Regions from separate parts of the Homo sapiens genome. Here region 2 is linked to region 1. A link is a contact called in ENCODE Hi-C or POLR2A ChIA-PET data. All regions are on one chromosome and are shown on one strand. Each heading gives the region's core, a stretch centred on a gene start or an enhancer-like site at or near the end of the contact. The rest is flanking DNA. Distances are from core to core; before and after follow the strand shown.

What was found. Hi-C counts contacts between places; a loop is a spot of excess contacts on that map. ChIA-PET counts read pairs that join two places held with the same protein, here RNA polymerase II (POLR2A). Pooled maps may share reads with other maps.
Region 2: a loop to region 1 is called in a pooled map, with 2.8 times the contacts of the local background. The contact joins the promoter of PLEKHD1 here to the promoter of DCAF5 in region 1. A Hi-C loop is called at or near these places in 3 of 50 pooled maps. POLR2A ChIA-PET finds 5 or more read pairs at or near these places in 2 of 52 experiments (CD8-positive, alpha-beta T cell and HCT116).

What each region holds. Positions count from the first base shown.
Region 1 is chr14:69,150,767-69,155,284 of GRCh38, forward strand. DCAF5 (DDB1 and CUL4 associated factor 5) reads right to left here and starts at 2,353. Exons shown (of 9, transcript NM_003861.3): 1 at 1,999-2,353. The coding sequence starts at 2,212. RefSeq lists silencers at 668-1,127, 1,288-1,337, 2,158-2,797.
Region 2 is chr14:69,482,801-69,487,318 of GRCh38, forward strand. PLEKHD1 (pleckstrin homology and coiled-coil domain containing D1) reads left to right here and starts at 1,928. Exons shown (of 13, transcript NM_001161498.2): 1 at 1,928-2,314. The coding sequence starts at 2,166.

The sequences.
Region 1 (4,518 bases), core at 1,103-3,602:
CTGTAGTCCCAGCTACTTGGGAGGCTGAGGTGGGAGGTTAGCTTGAGCCTGGGAGATCAAGGCTGCAGTGAGCAGTGAGTGATAGCCCACTGCACTCCAGCCTGGGCAACAGAGTGATACCCTGTCTCAAATAAATACGTAAATAAAGGTGTGTCAAGCTGGGCAACGTGTGACTACTTACAATTCCGTTAACATGATTAGTTCAGTTGTCTCTAAAAGAGTACCCCCAAACTCCCTCACTCGGTAGGTAAAGTTTACTTGTGTCTGGGAACTTCTCTGTTGTAATACATCGGGAGTTTTATGAATACATAAAAAACAACAGCAGGGAAACTGGGAGCTAGGTCTATAAAGAAGAGGTCTTCCCCCATTTTTGCTCTTCAAATTTATTTGATAAAATTTTATACGGTGCTGTGGGGGAAGGAGGCTTTTGTCTGAAAGATCAGGTTTCTTCAGAGGATGATCTAGGGCCAAAATCTACCTAGTCAAAGAGAAAACGATCTGGGGTACAAAAGTCAAGTCAGTTCTGGACAGACCCCAGAAGGTTTATCATAAAATGATCACAGAAGACCTTTCTCTTTGCTACCCCCAAATTGGACTGTACGCCCCATGTCACTTCCGAAGGTTACTCGCGAAGACGGATGCTTTGCCAAGATCCCAGAAGTTTCTGGCGAGCTGCTCACGGACACAAATTAGAAAGACATTCAGGGACCGACCTGGGTGAAGCTAAGCGCCACGTCCAGCGCTGGGTTCCCCCTTCATCCCTCCCAATATAGGAAAAGGGACAGAAGAGGGCAGCAGCCAAGCAGGAACGCCCAATCAGCCGTCTTCACCCCCCCTCCCCTGAGCCAGGTTTCGGGGAGCCGCCCCCTAGCCCTCACGTAGGCCCATTCCCACCCGCCCCTGCCCTGGGCCCGCGACCCCAGGGAGGAGGGGACGACGGCGGCGAGCGCCCCCACCGGCAGCAGGCGCACCTCCCCAGGGGCAGCTGTCGCCGCGGCCCGCGGGGCCCGGGCCTCCCCGGGAGCAATAGGCTATCGATTCAGCTGCCTGTCGCTAGGAGCCCCGGGAGAGCGAGGCCTACACCGCCCGGCCGGAGCCCCGGCCTCGATTTCGCCACTTTCCCCAAACCAGAGGGAGAGCCCGGGGGCAACCAGGCCCGTCTGGGCGAGAGGGAGGAGAAGCAGAGACCACTTGCAACAGCGGCCGCGGGAAACGGGGTGCGGGGCGCCGGGCTCCCGCCAACAAGTCTCCCGGGGGTCCCCCACCCTACCGCCTGCCTCGCAAGTTGCGCATTCAAGTTCAGGCTGGTGCCCTTTAGCCTCCACAGCCCTCGCCACTCTCGAAACTGTATTAAAAACAAGACGCAGAAGAGGCCACAACCGAACGAAAGGCGATGGTGCTGGGCCTCTAAGAGCGCCGAGGGGGGCGGCCCACAGCGACCCTACCGCCCCAGTCACTTCCCCTCTGCAGACCCCGCCAGCCCCCGGGTCGCAGCCCCCGGCCCCTCGGCGTCCGGGTCTGTCACCGCCCGCTTCCCAGCCCCAAGACCCCTTTTCCTTAACGCCGGCGACGGGGGCTTCAGCTCCCCCTTGCCTCCGGCGCTCCTCGGCCTCCTCACCCTCCACATCCCCAAAATGCCCCCAGCACCTTTTAAAGTACGCGGAGGAAGAGTTTGCCGTCAAACTTTGTAGAGCGGTAACCTCGCCCCCCTCCCCGACCTACACTTTCAGGGCAGGCATCAGGAGAGATCACTTTGCACTTGGGATAAAGCGAATTAAGGAGCTGTCAACCATTTTAGGTCTTTTTTATAGAAGACATCCTCTCCTTCCCCTCCCCCTGCAATGGTTTTAATTTGACACCAAACCTTCCCACCGCAGAAGGGGGTAGAGAAAGGGAGGGGGTGGGGACAGAGGGCAGGAGGAGGGTGACGGGGGAGAGCGAGAGGGGGAGGCTGGGAGGGTGCGGGGAGGCGCGGGGAGGGGAAGGGGGTTGATTTACCTGAGACCAGCCACTGGCCTCCATTGTTGGAGAATTCAATGGCATTGACACAGCCGAAGTGGCCGAGGAGGTCCTTCTTGTAGAGGTTTCTGCAGCCCCGCAGGCGTCTCCTCTGAAAGTCCTGAGTGAGCAGGGGGTCCCCATGCAAGCCCCGCTGGGACAAGAAGCCCACCACTGACCTCATGCTGCCCCCCAGGCCAGCTCTCCTCTTCATGCTGGAACCGCCGCCGCCGCCGCTCGCGCCGCCGCCCCTCCCTCGGCCTCACGCGCGGCCGCTGCTCCCCCCACCCGGCCCTCCCCCCGCGCTGCGATCCGGATGGTTCTTTAACCAGCCATGGCAGGCAGAGCGAGGTGTGCAGACACTCGGCGGCGTTCGCGGCTTCCTGACGGTCCCCTCCCTCTCCTTCCCCCCGAGGCTCCTCCCTCTGCCTCTCCGCCTCCTCCAGCAGCTGATCCTCAGCTGCCGCCGCGCTTCCGCGATGCGCGGCCCTTCCGCCGGCTGCGGGGCCCCGAGAACGCGGCGTCGGCGCCCCTCCCCTCCGCGGGGGGCTGGCCGGAAGAACGCGGGCGGCCGGCCCGGAGACCACGGGCGCCGGCTGCTTTCCCAGTTGAGCCGCTTCCCGCCTGGGGACCTGGGTGGCGCCGGGCGGAGACCCCTCTGCACCCCAGCGCCCCGCACTCCGCGGAGTTGAATGCGCGTAACAATCCGAGTGGCCGCCGGGCTTTGGCTCGCCTTCCTCCCGCGGGGACCCGCGGGCCGGCTGCTGCCCGGAGGCCAGCGCCCGTACGAGTTCGGGGAAAATGCGGCTGGAGTGGGGGAAGGTGCGGGCGGGGGCTCCGGCCCTCCTTCCTCTGCTGGCCTCTGCCTTGGGCAGTCCGGCCCTGCCCGAGGCGGGGGAACCGGGAGGTAGGGCCGCACACTTGGAGGAACGTTGCCTGGGGGTTTTGTTCGCGCACCCGCCCCTTCCCCTCTCCCGGTAAATGTTTAACACCACCGCTCATCCCCAAGTCCAGTTCTCTAACTCTTCCTTCCTCCGGTCCTTTAGTTGAAAAAGGCTAAATTGTTCCGTCTGGCAGATTAGAGTGGTACATGGGGGGAAAGAGAAAGGGATAAAGAAGTAGGAAGAAAATTGCCAAAACCGAGTTGATGAAGTCCCGAGAAGCACGAGGTACTTCTCTCCGTTCCAGATAAATTTGCACGACACAAGAAGCGTGATTTGAAACTAACGATATATGTTATTTAATTGGGTTCGGTGAGCTCCTCTTAAAGGTCTCGAGTGGGGAGCACTGAGGTTGGACAGCTGTTAACCAGCAGCTGCGCTCCAGGCCAGAAGTGGCTGCACTTCAGTAGGATGGGAGTCACCGCGTTGACCCTAGTGGGTGTTAAATGCTTTGGAATTCTACCAGATACAGTTAAAAGTCCCCTTTTCGATGTATTATAGTACTTTTCCTGGAAGCTATCCTCTGTCATTAAGTGGTAATAAGCTACTGAAATAGGCACTTGTCAGTTTTGCCCTTTCAAGTTAGCAGGAATTACATCCTCTGGACCAGAGATGGCACAGGAGCAGTTGAGTAGAATCATCATTGAAAGATGGGCTGTACATCTCTGATCTGGGGAAAATAATAATAATTTTTTTTAAAAAAAAAGATCGGCTGAACATGGAAGAGGTTTACCCGTCAAACAAAATTATTTACTTCTACTTTTTGTTCAGTGACAATACGATTAATCGTACTAATAACAAATATGCAAATGTTTCATATAAAAGTACATATTCTAGCAAACATTACTAAACAGAAACCAAATTCCATCAGAACTTGGGGAAAAGGGCAAAAAATAAATAAATTTTTAAAAGAAAGAAATCAAATTCCAAAAATGTGAATTTTAATGGAATATTGTTCCCCTAAATAGGAAACTATGTGGTACTTAAAAGGTTTTATCCTCAGGATGCCTTCTAATAATCCTTTGTGTTTATTCATTATAATCACCACCTAAAAATTAGTAGCAGTATACCAGCTTTATTAAAGATGTATAGCACCAAACATCCTTCTGTCATTGCAATGTCAAAATGTGTAATTAATCATTTATTTTTGTGATGATATGAGTCTCCCCACTCTGCTGTAAGTTCTCTGAGAGCAGGGACTACGTCTGTTCTGCTCAAGGGTGTATGCCTGGAGCCAGTACTTGCTGGCACTAGTGGCCGCTTTAATACTTGCTGAATTCATGAATGTACTTAGGGAGTGGGGAGGAGTTTGAAGGGAAAGGTCGTGCTTTCCGGTTTGGATATGTTGAGTTTGACCTGTTTCATTCCAGTGGAATCCACTTGTTCCAAGGCCAGTTTCCCTGCTCACTGTTCCTTTGCTTGGCATACTCAGTCCACACATTCAAAACCCCCTCTAACTTCTTCCAGTTAATAGGCCATCATTTATACCTATTTGCCTGGGGTGGGGGAGATTTGTTCGAAGTGGCCTTTACTGTGGCAGTGTATAATACGCATCCTCCTCTGCCCTCTTAAGCACATA
Region 2 (4,518 bases), core at 678-3,177, 330 kb after region 1:
ATCCCAGCATTTTGGGAGGCTGAGGTGGGAAGATCACTTGTGGCCAGGAATTCAAGACCAGCCTGGGCAACATAATGAGACCCCCATCTCTCTAAAAAAAAAAAAAGAAAGAAAGAAAAAAAGAAAGAAAGAAAAAAGAAAGAAAAGAAAAGCAGGGCTCCTAAAGTGGGAAGATTTCCAAGCATTAGACCATGTGTCAGAAATAGACAAAAAATATACAGAAAATGTCCACTTTGTACTCTGGCCCCGGGCTCTCATCATCTTCCCAGTCCCACCTCCTCCCACCTGATGGAGCCAAGCCCCGGGCCCTGTGTTAAGGCTTGGCCTGAGATGTTCTGCATGGGGGCCTGAGCCATGAGAGAAGTGCAAGGAATTCAGATGGGCACTTCTTGACAGTGAGCAACAAGGGGATGCTGTCTGAGCTTGGGAACCCCAGAGGGGGTTAAGGGAAGAGTACCAGGGTGATGATTAGCTAGAGTCATAAAATGGGGAGATCTAGCATGGCCTTGGGGAACATCTAGTGGGCGTCACACATCCAAATGCCTGCAGAGGGGCCAGGCAGGTCAGACAATAGGGGATGATGGGGCCTGTGGGGATGCGCCTTTAGGCATTACATTCAAAGACTTAAGTCTACTGTGCAGAGGTGGTAAGAATGATACAAGTGGTTGTTGTTGGGGGGCTGATTGACTATAAAGGGGCATGAAGAAACTTTCTGCAGGTGATGGAAATGTTCTGTCTGTTGCTTTGGGTGGGGTTACATCTTATATACCTTCATCAAAGAAATAACTTAGATGTGTGCATTTTACCATGAAGTATACCTCAATTTAAAAACTTGGGGCAAATTCATAAAGCAATGTGGATCTGGCTCTCGGGCTAACCATTTGTAAACTTCTGTTGCAATCCGACTTCCAGAGGCGTCCTTGGCTCCTCATCTTGGAAAAGCGCGACTGCGGCGTGGTCTGGCGGGCGGCCGCTCACTGCGCGGTCTCCACGCCTGGCAGGTGGCGCGGGGCAGGCAGCTGTGCCAGCCTAGCATTTCCACCTGCCGGGAGGAGGCGGTCCCCTGGGGCCCGGCCGGCATCTCCCTGGCCTGAAAATGAGCCGGTCACCCCAAACGCCAACTCCGAAAGGAGCGGAAGCGGATGGAACAGCTGGTCCCAGGGAGCGCGGGCCAGGCGCGCAGATAAATCACGGACACACACTGCACGGATAGCTCCAGACTGGCGTTGAGTGCCAAATGCCGACACAGACACGGTCAGGTTCCAGGAAGAGAAATCCGATCCGATGCGCGCTAGGCGGCGGCGGCGGAGCACAGTGAAACCCACCTGAGGGGGAAGGGTTGGGGGGAACCCAATCTTGATGGAGCCCCTCCCCATGCGGGCACTTTGGGCACTTCCTGAAGTCCTACCTGGCCACCCGCCTGCCCGGGGCATCAGGCATCGCCACTTCACTGGGGAGAAAAGCCAGACCGCCGCAGTTCACGGAGCGGTAGGAATTGCGGTGGAATTCCAGGCCGGAGTGTGTGACCCTACGCCCTAGCTCCGTCCTCTCCTCCACCCCGAGGCGAGCAGGTGTCTGCAGGAGTGCCTCCAACCCCATTGCAAAGCGGACGTGGCCCTCGTCTCGATGTCGGCGCTGCTCGCCGAGAGGGACCCCGGGGTGGTGTTGGGCGCGCGGGGCGGGGACGGGGACGCGCTGCGGCCAAGTCCCCGGGCCCTGCGACCCGCAGGGACCTTCTGGACGCACGGAGCCCGGCCCTCCAGCCGGCGCCCGCCCTGATTGGCGCCCGAGGCCGGCCTCCCGCCGGCTCACCTGCCACTCCCAGCCAATCGGGGCCACCAGAATTGGGGCTGTCGCCGGGGGGGTGGGTGGCTAGGGCGGGAGGGGAGGAGATGCTGCCGGCCCGAGGCTGAGCCACCCTCCCCGCGGAGTTCCCGCCCGGCCCTCTGCAATCCGGAGCCCAAGCCGCCGGCTACGCGCCCTGCGCCCCCTTGGTGCCGCGTCCAGTGCCCAGCGCGCTTTGATGCTGCAGCTCCGGGCCGGGCCGCTCTGCTTCTCTGCTCGCTGGGACGCTCTCCGACGGCTCCGCCCTCGCCTCTCGCCCCGAGTCCCTGCTGACCCCGGGGAGGTGGGGTCCGGGCCGGGCACAGCCCCGCTGAGGCAGGATGTTCACGTCCAAGTCCAACTCGGTGTCGCCCTCGCCGTCCCTGGAGCAGGCTGACTCGGACGCCCTGGATATCAGCACCAAAGTGCAGCTCTACGGCGTGCTGTGGAAGAGGCCTTTCGGCAGGCCGTCGGCCAAGTGGTCCCGGCGGTGAGTGCGCCCCCGCGCCCCAAGGAGACCGCCGGGGAGAGAGCCTGGGCGTCGTTACCCCTCCCACCCCCTCCAGTCGCCGTCGTGCCTCTGCTTTCCTGTGTGACCTTGGCGTCACCCCTTTTCACTCTACACTGGCTCCCGCAGGAAAATGTGGACCATAGTCTGGGCCGGGAGAATGGAGATGGGGCCCCTGCCCTGGGGCGGTGGCAAATTCTCTATGGAATGAACCTGACCCTCGAGTGGGAATGTTGGGTGTGGGCAGAAGAGACCGTGGTCGGGGTGGGATCCCAGCTAGGTCAGATCAGGCCAGACTGAGGGGAGGCAGAAACTCCATCTCTAGCCAAAGATGCCCCCAACCCCGGGACCCCCACTGTCAATTCCATCGTCTTCACAACCCCTGACCCAGGCCGCGAGGACCGGGCCTGAGTGTCTCCCTCCCGCCAACCACCCACCCTTAAGACGGAGAGGGACCTGGCCCTTCTGAAAGGCTCAGGCTAAGGAGGGAGGAAGGGCCAGGAAGGGTGCTTGTCCATGGGGAAGTGACCTTGGCAACCCCTCCAACTGTCCCTTGAAATAATTTTTTTAAAAGTGAGCACAGGGAAGAGAGATTCTAGTGCTTCAGACGGAGGAGCTGGAAAGGAGGGAGGCAGCTGGAGTGAAGGAGGGGATAGATTGGTTCTGCCAAGGATTGATCCTCTGAAAGGGGTGGTGGAGAGAGACAGGGTAGTCCCAACCATCCTTCAGCCCCAGCTGCCTGGTCCCCAACTCAGACGCGACTCCGCGGACATCGGTAGCCACTCTCCACTTACAAATTAGCCTGGGAGGTATTGAGGGAAGAGGGAGTTCACAGCCCTGGACTTGCAGGAAGCTCCCAACTGGCTGCAGGTGCTGTGGGCCATTTTCTGGACAGTTTCCACTCTCCAGTCAATTTCAGTTCTGAGATTCACTACTGGTATGGCCTGGAGAATGCAGACCCTGTCCAGCCCTTCCGCGGAGGTGTGACCCTTCCAGGAAACCAGGGGTATCCAGATGCCCCTTCCCCATCCCACACTCTATGAGTCTGCCCCTGAGCAGAGGGGGCCTCCAATGTTCCCAGGACCACAGATCATGTGGATGTGGTAGTGGTGGGTGCTGATGTTCTGTTCTGATGAATAATTTAATGTTTCTATAAGACCGCAGAACAAATGGAGCTGTGGACAGTAGCTCACATTTTATATCTCTGGTTTCATGTTGTTTTGTTGCTTCTGACAGGTTTCTCTCTGGGATTTAATGGGATACAGGCTTCTTGAGTTCCTCCAAAGTTCAGCTTATCTCTGACCCCCTAAATGAAGGCTTGGAGCAACATGGAGTGTATTTGGGGAGCTTCCAGTATTGTGCTATGTGAGCTACAGCCCCCAGGGCCAGGAGAGCTGGGGTGGAAAGGCTGTGTGTAGATTCAAGCACAATTAGCAGAATATCTCCCCCCACCACCCATCTTTCTTCTGCCTCAGCAGCTCCAGATAGTTAATCTTTCTTTTCTATTGGGTCTGGCTGCTGTTCTGGGTCCTGTCAACCAAGACTTCTCTTGCCAGACATTTTCACCTGACAGCATCCCTAGAAAATGCTAGGTGCTTGTGACCCCCAGGGTATGTCCCCTGGTCCTCCCCTTCACCACTGCAGGTACATTGGGAAACTGGTCTCTGCACCTACAGTTGATTCCAGGGCTAGGAAGTGTCAGGAGTACAGGGCATAGGCCCCCAGCTAAAAGCACAATGGTAGTGCCAAGGAGGCTTGGAGAGGTTTAGTGTCCCCCACCCAGAGACTCCATCTTCTCCTCCATCCACTACCGTGGCCCCCAAAGCCACCCGAAACGATGCAATCAGAGTCTGAGCAGTATGTATGCTCTGCTAATACAGCTAAAAGTCAAGTCCTTTAGCCTCCTTCCAAGGAGATTGTTACCTGGGTTCCCTTCCTTTGTAGGAATTTCAGAGCTGCCACTGTGCAAAGACTACCTGGGGCTCAAGAAAGAACTAACATCCCACCTGCCCATTCTAGGCCTCTGTGTTCTCAGTTCTGGGAATACACAACACACACACACACACACACACACACACACACACACACACACGCTATTTAGTCTTGGGTCAGTGACAGAGCCAGCCAGAGAGGGCCTGGGTGTGGGGGAGAAAGATGCTCAGCTCAGCCCCCTCTCACTTCCCATC